Linked DNA regions of Homo sapiens: region 1 is linked to region 2. The links are chromatin contacts, found by Hi-C or POLR2A ChIA-PET in ENCODE. All regions are on one chromosome and are shown on one strand. Each heading gives the region's core, a stretch centred on a gene start or an enhancer-like site at or near the end of the contact. The rest is flanking DNA. Distances are from core to core; before and after follow the strand shown. Region 1 holds the start of MIR181A1HG (MIR181A1 host gene). Region 2 overlaps NEK7 (NIMA related kinase 7).

The links. A loop is a pair of places that touch in the nucleus more often than their neighbours do. ChIA-PET counts read pairs that join two places held with the same protein, here RNA polymerase II (POLR2A). Pooled maps may share reads with other maps.
Region 1: a pooled map shows a loop between it and region 2 (3-fold over the local background). The contact joins the promoter of MIR181A1HG here to the enhancer-like site in region 2. A Hi-C loop is called at or near these places in 5 of 37 single-sample maps with no recorded cell type and 7 of 50 pooled maps. POLR2A ChIA-PET finds 5 or more read pairs at or near these places in 1 of 52 experiments (activated CD4-positive, alpha-beta T cell).

What each region holds. Positions count from the first base shown.
Region 1 is chr1:198,935,826-198,939,408 of GRCh38, forward strand. It overlaps MIR181A1HG (MIR181A1 host gene), which reads right to left and starts at 1,604. Exons shown (of 3, transcript NR_040073.1): 1 at 1,401-1,604. RefSeq lists enhancers at 1,395-1,454, 1,855-1,904.
Region 2 is chr1:198,252,268-198,256,196 of GRCh38, forward strand. NEK7 (NIMA related kinase 7) reads left to right here. Exons shown (of 10, transcript NM_133494.3): 3 at 773-913. Among named protein-coding and RNA genes, the nearest start is that of NEK7, 97 kb to the left of the region's middle. Within about 2 kb of position 1,529, at least 4 of the 41 ENCODE cell types and tissues checked have a DNase peak (open chromatin) inside an H3K27ac peak, as active enhancers do.

The sequences.
Region 1 (3,583 bases), core at 354-2,853, 680 kb after region 2:
GAGGTGTAGATAACATGAGAGCAGACAAAGAAAAAAAATGGTGTATTTTTATAAGATTATGTGAAAATTTGTATTTATTTTCAAGCCCTCCTTAAGAAAATGAATCCTAACGTCTTGGACTTTTATAATTAGAACACAGGCTCTGCTCTGGCAGCTCTCTTTAAGCCATAATTAGTTATGTCTGGAGCCTTTGAATAATTCCTTTCAATAATTGATGGAGTTAATATTCTCTTTTAAAAATGAGGAGGACAATGTTTTTCACAAACTCTTTTTGTTGGAGGCTTTGTCATTCAAAATCTTCATCAGTCATAATCACACTGGTGTGATTTGCCTTTTAATTTCTTATAAGACTTAGCTTATAACTTTTTAAGGATGTGGATAATTCTAAAAGTAAAGGCATAATGTATTGCTAGATTACTGTAGCTGAATATAAAAAGAAAGCAGTAATGCAGGAACATTCTATCCATTTGTTTCCAATTATTTTATAAATTTAAAAACTGCATTGTATGTTGCTTCTGTTTGAACTCCATCAAAAAACCTCACTATGAATGTAAGGAACTTAGATGCTAATCATATCTTTTGCTTGCTAGAAAGAAGAAATGCCAAATTATTTTATTCTTCAAGCATTCTTCTATAAAGAAGCTTCCGCATGCTTCCTCCCCACCCCCACATCCTCACTCCACCCTATTAGGAATTTCAAAAAAAAAAAAAATCTTTATACATGGAAGGCTAGATCCTAAGACAGAAAGCTGTCTTTTCCTTCTGTCTTTACACTGGCCACTTTCAGTCGCCTTCACTTCTGCTGGGACTTTATTTCACATTGTGTGGACTACAACACCGAAACCAGTTCAGTCTCTATCCTTATTATAAAATTAAAAGTGGTGGTTAAAAAAACATATAAAGCCCTGGCTTGAAGCCATTGTTCAGAATTTAAGAGCTATTTGCCCCCAAGTGTCTTTGCAGTCTTTCATAGCTAATTATAATAACTGTCAGATGTCTGGAAAGTCTATGGTGCCCTTGTCAGTGGAGTCAGCAAAGTTTGTCTTTTATTTTTCTTGGGGACAGAGCAAATCTGATTAGACATAAAGAGCAAAAAGAAGTGAACTAAGTACATATGCGTGTGCCTTCATTTTTTCTTATGAACAAAGCAGCACACTAGAGCGATGTTCCAGCGCACAGCCTCCTACAGCTACTCTTTGGAATGCCTGACTTTTATTTTTAATTCTTTATCCTCAACAGAATAAAGTATGCAACAATTGTCCCTGGAATATTTTCCTGCCAGCTGAATAACCTTCAATATACACATGAAAGAGTACCCTTAAGAAATCTTCAAATATTGGATGTTTATGACATAAAACTATTTTAATCAGTACACTTGACGGAAAGAAAGGTATACTTACAATTTCAAAACGGTTATTTGCTCTAGTTTCTTGTCCCCGGAGGCAGAGCAGAGGCTTTTGCCAGACTGTCCATGATGCAGGTGCAGAATCCCTGTTTTCATGCCGGAGAGGAAGGTAGAAAGTGCTTCATAAAGTCACTCGGAACTCAGCCACTTGTGCTCAGACATCCCTTGCTCCTGTGGAAGCTGTACTATCTGCAGTTCTGAATTGAACTAAATTACAGCCCATGTGAAAGACAGGGGCAGTGAGTCATGTGAGAGATACAGAGCTATCCTATTGGCCACAAAGACATAGCTTAGGCATTCTGCCTTTTCCACCATTGGTGAATAGTTAAAACTGAAAGCATCTAGATCCTCCTCTTGAGCTTATTTGTCCTCTATGTGTGGAAGAATGACTGTAGGATTTTACAGTGACAGAATTAGTTAAGAAAGGGACTGAAGTCATCCTTCACAGAGACTGGTGGGAGGTGATTGGAAGCTCAGCTTTTTTAAGATTTCTTTTTTCTTTTTATCCCCCTGCCCTGCAGTTTTGTCTATAATTTGCCTGTTTGCCTGTCAGAAAAAATGTTTTTTGTATTTTTTTCTCCCTTCAGTTAACCTTGGAAGTGACAGAAAGTAAATTATCATCATATTCCTTTGCAGAACTGTCATGTTTTGAAGCACAAAATCAATTATTTTCAATGACGCATTTTCAAATTTTATTTTTACATTTACAGAGACTTTATTGTAGTTCTAAACTAATAAACTAAATTGTCCATTAGTGACACCAACAACAGAATTAACTTTTGAGTAATTATTACATTTTGGAGAAAGGAGGGCTAGAAATAACTCTGGGAAATAATAAAAGGCAACAATATCAAAACAAATCAAATAAGGGGCTTTAACTAAGAAGGGATAAAGAAGAAATATATTTCTCCATCAAAGTCACTCTTTAATTTACCACTTTATGTAAGGCAGAATGTCCAGAAACTGCCAGTCAGAAGGTATTTTTAGTTTTGCTAGGATTCTTTAATTCACCCAATTCCTTAAAAATACTTAAATGTGTTTGTAAAGATTTAGAGGCTGTAAACTACCTTAGAAGTCATCAAGTCTCACATTCCCTATGTTAAAGGTGAGGAATGTAGCCTCTGACAGTAGTGACTCTCTTCATAACACTGATCCACCGTGTTATGCAAAATAAATGAAGGAAACATTGAAATAAATACTAGTTTGCTCTGTCTTACGTACCTACTAAGAGCCAGTTACCTTCTCATTTAATTCAATAATTGTACAACCCATAGAATAAGTTTGACTACTTTCATTTCTCCTCGGCAAAAACAGACTCAAATGTTTTACTACCATGGTAGTGCCTGGATTTGAACCCAAGTGGCTGATTCCATACCTACTTTTTCCAACTAGGTATGTGTCCTTCCAAATAATGATGGTTGTCACTTATAGGTTCCTTCCTACTGTATGGCAAGTAATGTGCAAAACCCTTTAGAGCCCCTCATTCAGTTCTCACAACTGTTAATGAGTCAATTATTCTATTTTGCTGATTTCATTGATGAGGAAATGAGGTGTATACTACTCAGTATTATGTAGATGGTAGCTGGTAGCATGTGATTCAAATCAGCTCTGATCTGTTTTACACACTATATGGATTCTCATCACAGTGTTAAATAAGACTTGATTTTTCCATTTTTTTTTTCTTGTCTAATATATTAGAATATTTTGGCATAAATATGGAATATTAACTGTGGTCATGTCATTATCTGGGTCTGTTTGGTTCAGACCCAGATCATACCATTAAGTGATCCATAGGGGACTGGAAATAAGCATCAGAGGAGCAGTCATGGAACCATATTTATCTTGGGGCCCTACAAGCAGCCTCACACAGGGTCTTGCAATCATAGGAGCTTCCACATCAGTTGAAGGGGCACATGCTCTCAGAACATCAGCCTGGGTATTAATGAGTCCTACTGCTGGTTCAAAATCTGAAACCCACTGTTTAGCAGAATAAGTACCAGATCATTTCAAAAATAGTGTCAAAAATTCCATTTCAGCCAGATATCAAGAGCCACCAAGGAGTTTCCTGAATTGTAACCCTCCTGCAGCAGCTGTAATCATACAAATGGGAAATTTGCATTGGCTCCCGCAACCCTTGTGGGGTTTGTTTGTAGATGGGAGGTGATTACTGAAGTGCAA
Region 2 (3,929 bases), core at 279-2,778:
ATTTGTTGAGGAGAGCTTTACTTCCACCTATGTGGTCAATTTTGGAATAGGTGTGGTGTGGTGCTGAAAAAAATGTATATTCTGTTGATTTAGGTTGGAGAGTTCTGTAGATGTCTATTAGGTCTGCTTGGTGCAGAGCTGAGTTCAATTCCTGGGTATCCTTTGCAAGGAGTTCTTATCTAAAAGTTCAGACTCTTCATCCCTATGTTGTATCCTTCTTCCTTAATTAACTTCCTTTTTAGGCTTTCCTATCTCACATACTATATATATATATATATATATATATATATATATATATATAAAAAGTACATATATACACATATATATGTATGTTTATATATTTATTAAAACATGTATATGTATGTTTTATATATTAAAACATATATGTATGTTTATATATTAAAACATATGTATGTTTATGTATTAAAACATGTATGTATGTTTACATATTTATTAAAACATGTATGTATGTTTTATATATTTATTAAAACACACATATATATATATGTATGTTTTAATGTATTCCTTGTTTATTCCCCTCACTAGAATGTAAGTTCCTCAGGTACAGGGATTATTGTCTCTCTAGTCTGCTACTGTATCGTCAGTGTGTAGGACAGTGCCTGGCATAAGTTCAGTAAATATTTGTTGTTGAGTGAATGGATGTCTGCAAACTTACCCTATGTGTCACCTACATATATGAAAATGATCAGTGATTGTGTGTATTGCGTGTATATTGTGTGATTGAAAATTTTTCTGACATTTTTAATTACAGAAGGCCTTACGACCGGATATGGGCTATAATACATTAGCCAACTTTCGAATAGAAAAGAAAATTGGTCGCGGACAATTTAGTGAAGTTTATAGAGCAGCCTGTCTCTTGGATGGAGTACCAGTAGCTTTAAAAAAAGTGCAGGTAAGATGACTTTAATTATATAAATCAATGTAAAATTATACTATGTGAATTATAGATGAGAAAAGTATATCCTGAATGATTGGGTACTGATAGCCTTAAGTTGAGAATGCTGGGAAAGATTGAACGTTGTATTTTAAAAGCCAGAAACAAGTGTAGTATGGAGTGGAAATATTAGTTTTAACACTATTTCTAGGCTTTAAAAATTTAGCTCGTATTGAACCTCAAAAAGCTTTCACAACTCTAGATTTTAAGAGGCAGATTTGAGTCATCACCATTACTTCTACCTGGACATTTAACTAGATGTTGAATACTCACTGAAGTTCTACAGCTATAGGCACTGTAGTCAGAAACTAGAGTCACAAAATGTACTGCCCGAAGTTAGTAAATGGCAGTTAAACTATACCAGCAAAAAAATGAAAGGAAAATGAAGTGAACTTTATTTACTTGGAAATAAAAACGAGGCAGATAAAATTAGAACATTGATACCTAACTTTAAAATCTCTTATTGTATTTGTGTCATTCTGGAATCAGATTTGCTCTCTAATCCAGACCCTTTCCTGTCTTCTCGAATTCATTTATCTTGCTCCAGCTCCTCTTTCCAAGTCCTGCCCTAACCCTGGAGTTGCAGTCCAACTGAGCTACCCTGGAATGCTCACTTGCCAGAGCCCTGAGTGTTTCACTTGCCCTAATGAGGTCCTCTGGCCTAGAAAGTACTTGTCTTTCTGCCTTCCAGTGTGTATGACATCAAACAGTAAATCACACAGTGAATCATACACTTTTACTTCCCTTTTTCAATTATGGTAATAGTTATTCTTCACCTGTGCTACAGACTATTTTGCTTTGCAACTCTTTTATCTTTTTTCTGCAGATACCTGTGAAATCTAAATGTCTTTTTTTTTTTAAACTTCTTAAGATGATTAGTATACTTGTGACAGCCAATATAGAGATGAACAGTTTTAATTTACATTTAAAAATGAAACTAATGATTTATAAAAGGTTTTATCTGGTATATGTGTTAGATGTAAACAATAATAGAGATACCCGCATATCCACAAGGCAGCTTAAGAAATAAACATTAAAAATATTTTCGACATGTGTGTGCTACTCCCTTCCCTCAGAGATAACCATATCCTGAATGTAATGTTTATCATTCCTTTGTTTTTCTTTATTGTTTTTCCTACATTGGTATGAATTTCTAAAATAGTCTATTGTTTACTTTTGCATTTTTTTAAACTTTACATAAATGAAGCATGTTTTATATATGTATTACACGCACACACACTCACACAGCTTGCTTTTTTCACATAGCTTCGTGTTTGAGCAATTAGTCCGTGTTGGTGCATGTGCTGTAGTTTATCCTTTTTGCTACTGTATAATATTCACTTGTTCTTGTTGATTGTTGTTTAAGTTGTTTACAGTTATTTGCTATTACAAACAATGCTTCTCTGATATTCTCATGTCTTTCCTAGTTTACACATACAAGAATTTCTCTCTTGTTTGTGCTTAAGAGTGGAAATGACTGCATCCCACAGGGGATGCATGTGTACTGCAAGTTAATGCCAAGTTGCTTTCCAAAGTTGCACTGGTGTAAGTTTTCGCCAGCAGCATATAAGAATTGCAGTCTTCTCTGTTTTAATATGCCACTCAGAGCTTAAGAAAACACAATATGGGATGTAGTTATTAGTGTTTATGAAAGAGATTACTTTTGGAACGATTATTCCCTTACAAAAGAACTCTGATTCATTTTTAAAATGGATTAAATTTCTACTGTGATCTCTGAGCACCCAGGGAAATAAAAAAGAAACTAGTGGTATTATTCCTGCCCTCCAGGGGAACAAGAGTCTATCTAGAACAGTTTAATGTTAAACCCTGTGGCATGGGTTCCTGATTTAAATAAGAGTTCACAGAATGGAGATGTCAATTTGAGCTGTTGGAATTGGTGGAATTGGAACTTAAGCCAGGCTATAAATATGAGCCCAGATTGTGGTGAGCATTGGAGCCAGACAGAGGAATTTGAACCGTAGGCAATTGAGGATGCATTGTGGACTCTCAAGTAGAGTAACAATCTTCAAAATCCATTATTTTCAAAGTAAAATTACAAGCTCAACATACAGAATAGAATGGAGAGAACATAGCTGCCAATCTGCCACAGATTGTCAAGATGGGAGGTTGGATGGATTGAGATCCATTTGGAGGTCTCTGGGGACTCTTGGATCCCTTCTCTGATTCTGAGTGTGGAAAACAGGGCTCAATTCTGTCTCTAGTGATTATATTTTACATTGCAGAACCTTCTCATTAGAAACAGAAAGAAAGAAGGGAAGAAAGAAAGAATGGAGGAAGGGGTGGAGGGAGGAAGAAAAAAGCTCTTGCTGCATTTTTCTATTGATTGGGAATTTGAATAAGTGTGAGTTAATTTGCACAATTGTATTTCCATTCAGTATTAATTGGACATTACCCTCTAGCTGCCTCTGTTTTACGCTGTGATAAACCTCAAATTACTGTAGGAAGTTAAAGTTTATTCTTTTGGATTATCCCATTCCTTTCTGCTTTAGTGTGGATATTGTGACATCTAGTTTAAACCTAATTTCTTCATAGAAGACAGAAATGATATTGTGAAGATATTCTTACCTTATTTATTAGGGAGCAACGCCTTAAACCTTTGTAAGGAGAAATATATTTGCATTTTAGACATATTGATTCTTGTGACATATTACACTTGTGCTGAACAGGAAAACCCATGGTTCTTTATTTTTAAAAAGTCATCTCTGCAGCTTAAAATACAAAATTTTATAATATTGCTGACCAATGCTTTTCCTTTTTGAAGAATGCTAACCTAACTCTTTAAAAAAACCCTAAAGAATTAAATATTGAATTTCCTCATGCAACTTGTTATTTTAAGGCTATATTACTTGTCTCAAGAACTGTATTACTGTTCCCAGGTCCACTAGACTCCTTGAATACTTTGGTTGAGTTCATAAAATATTGGTTTTATCATTCATTTCTCTGCTTACAAATT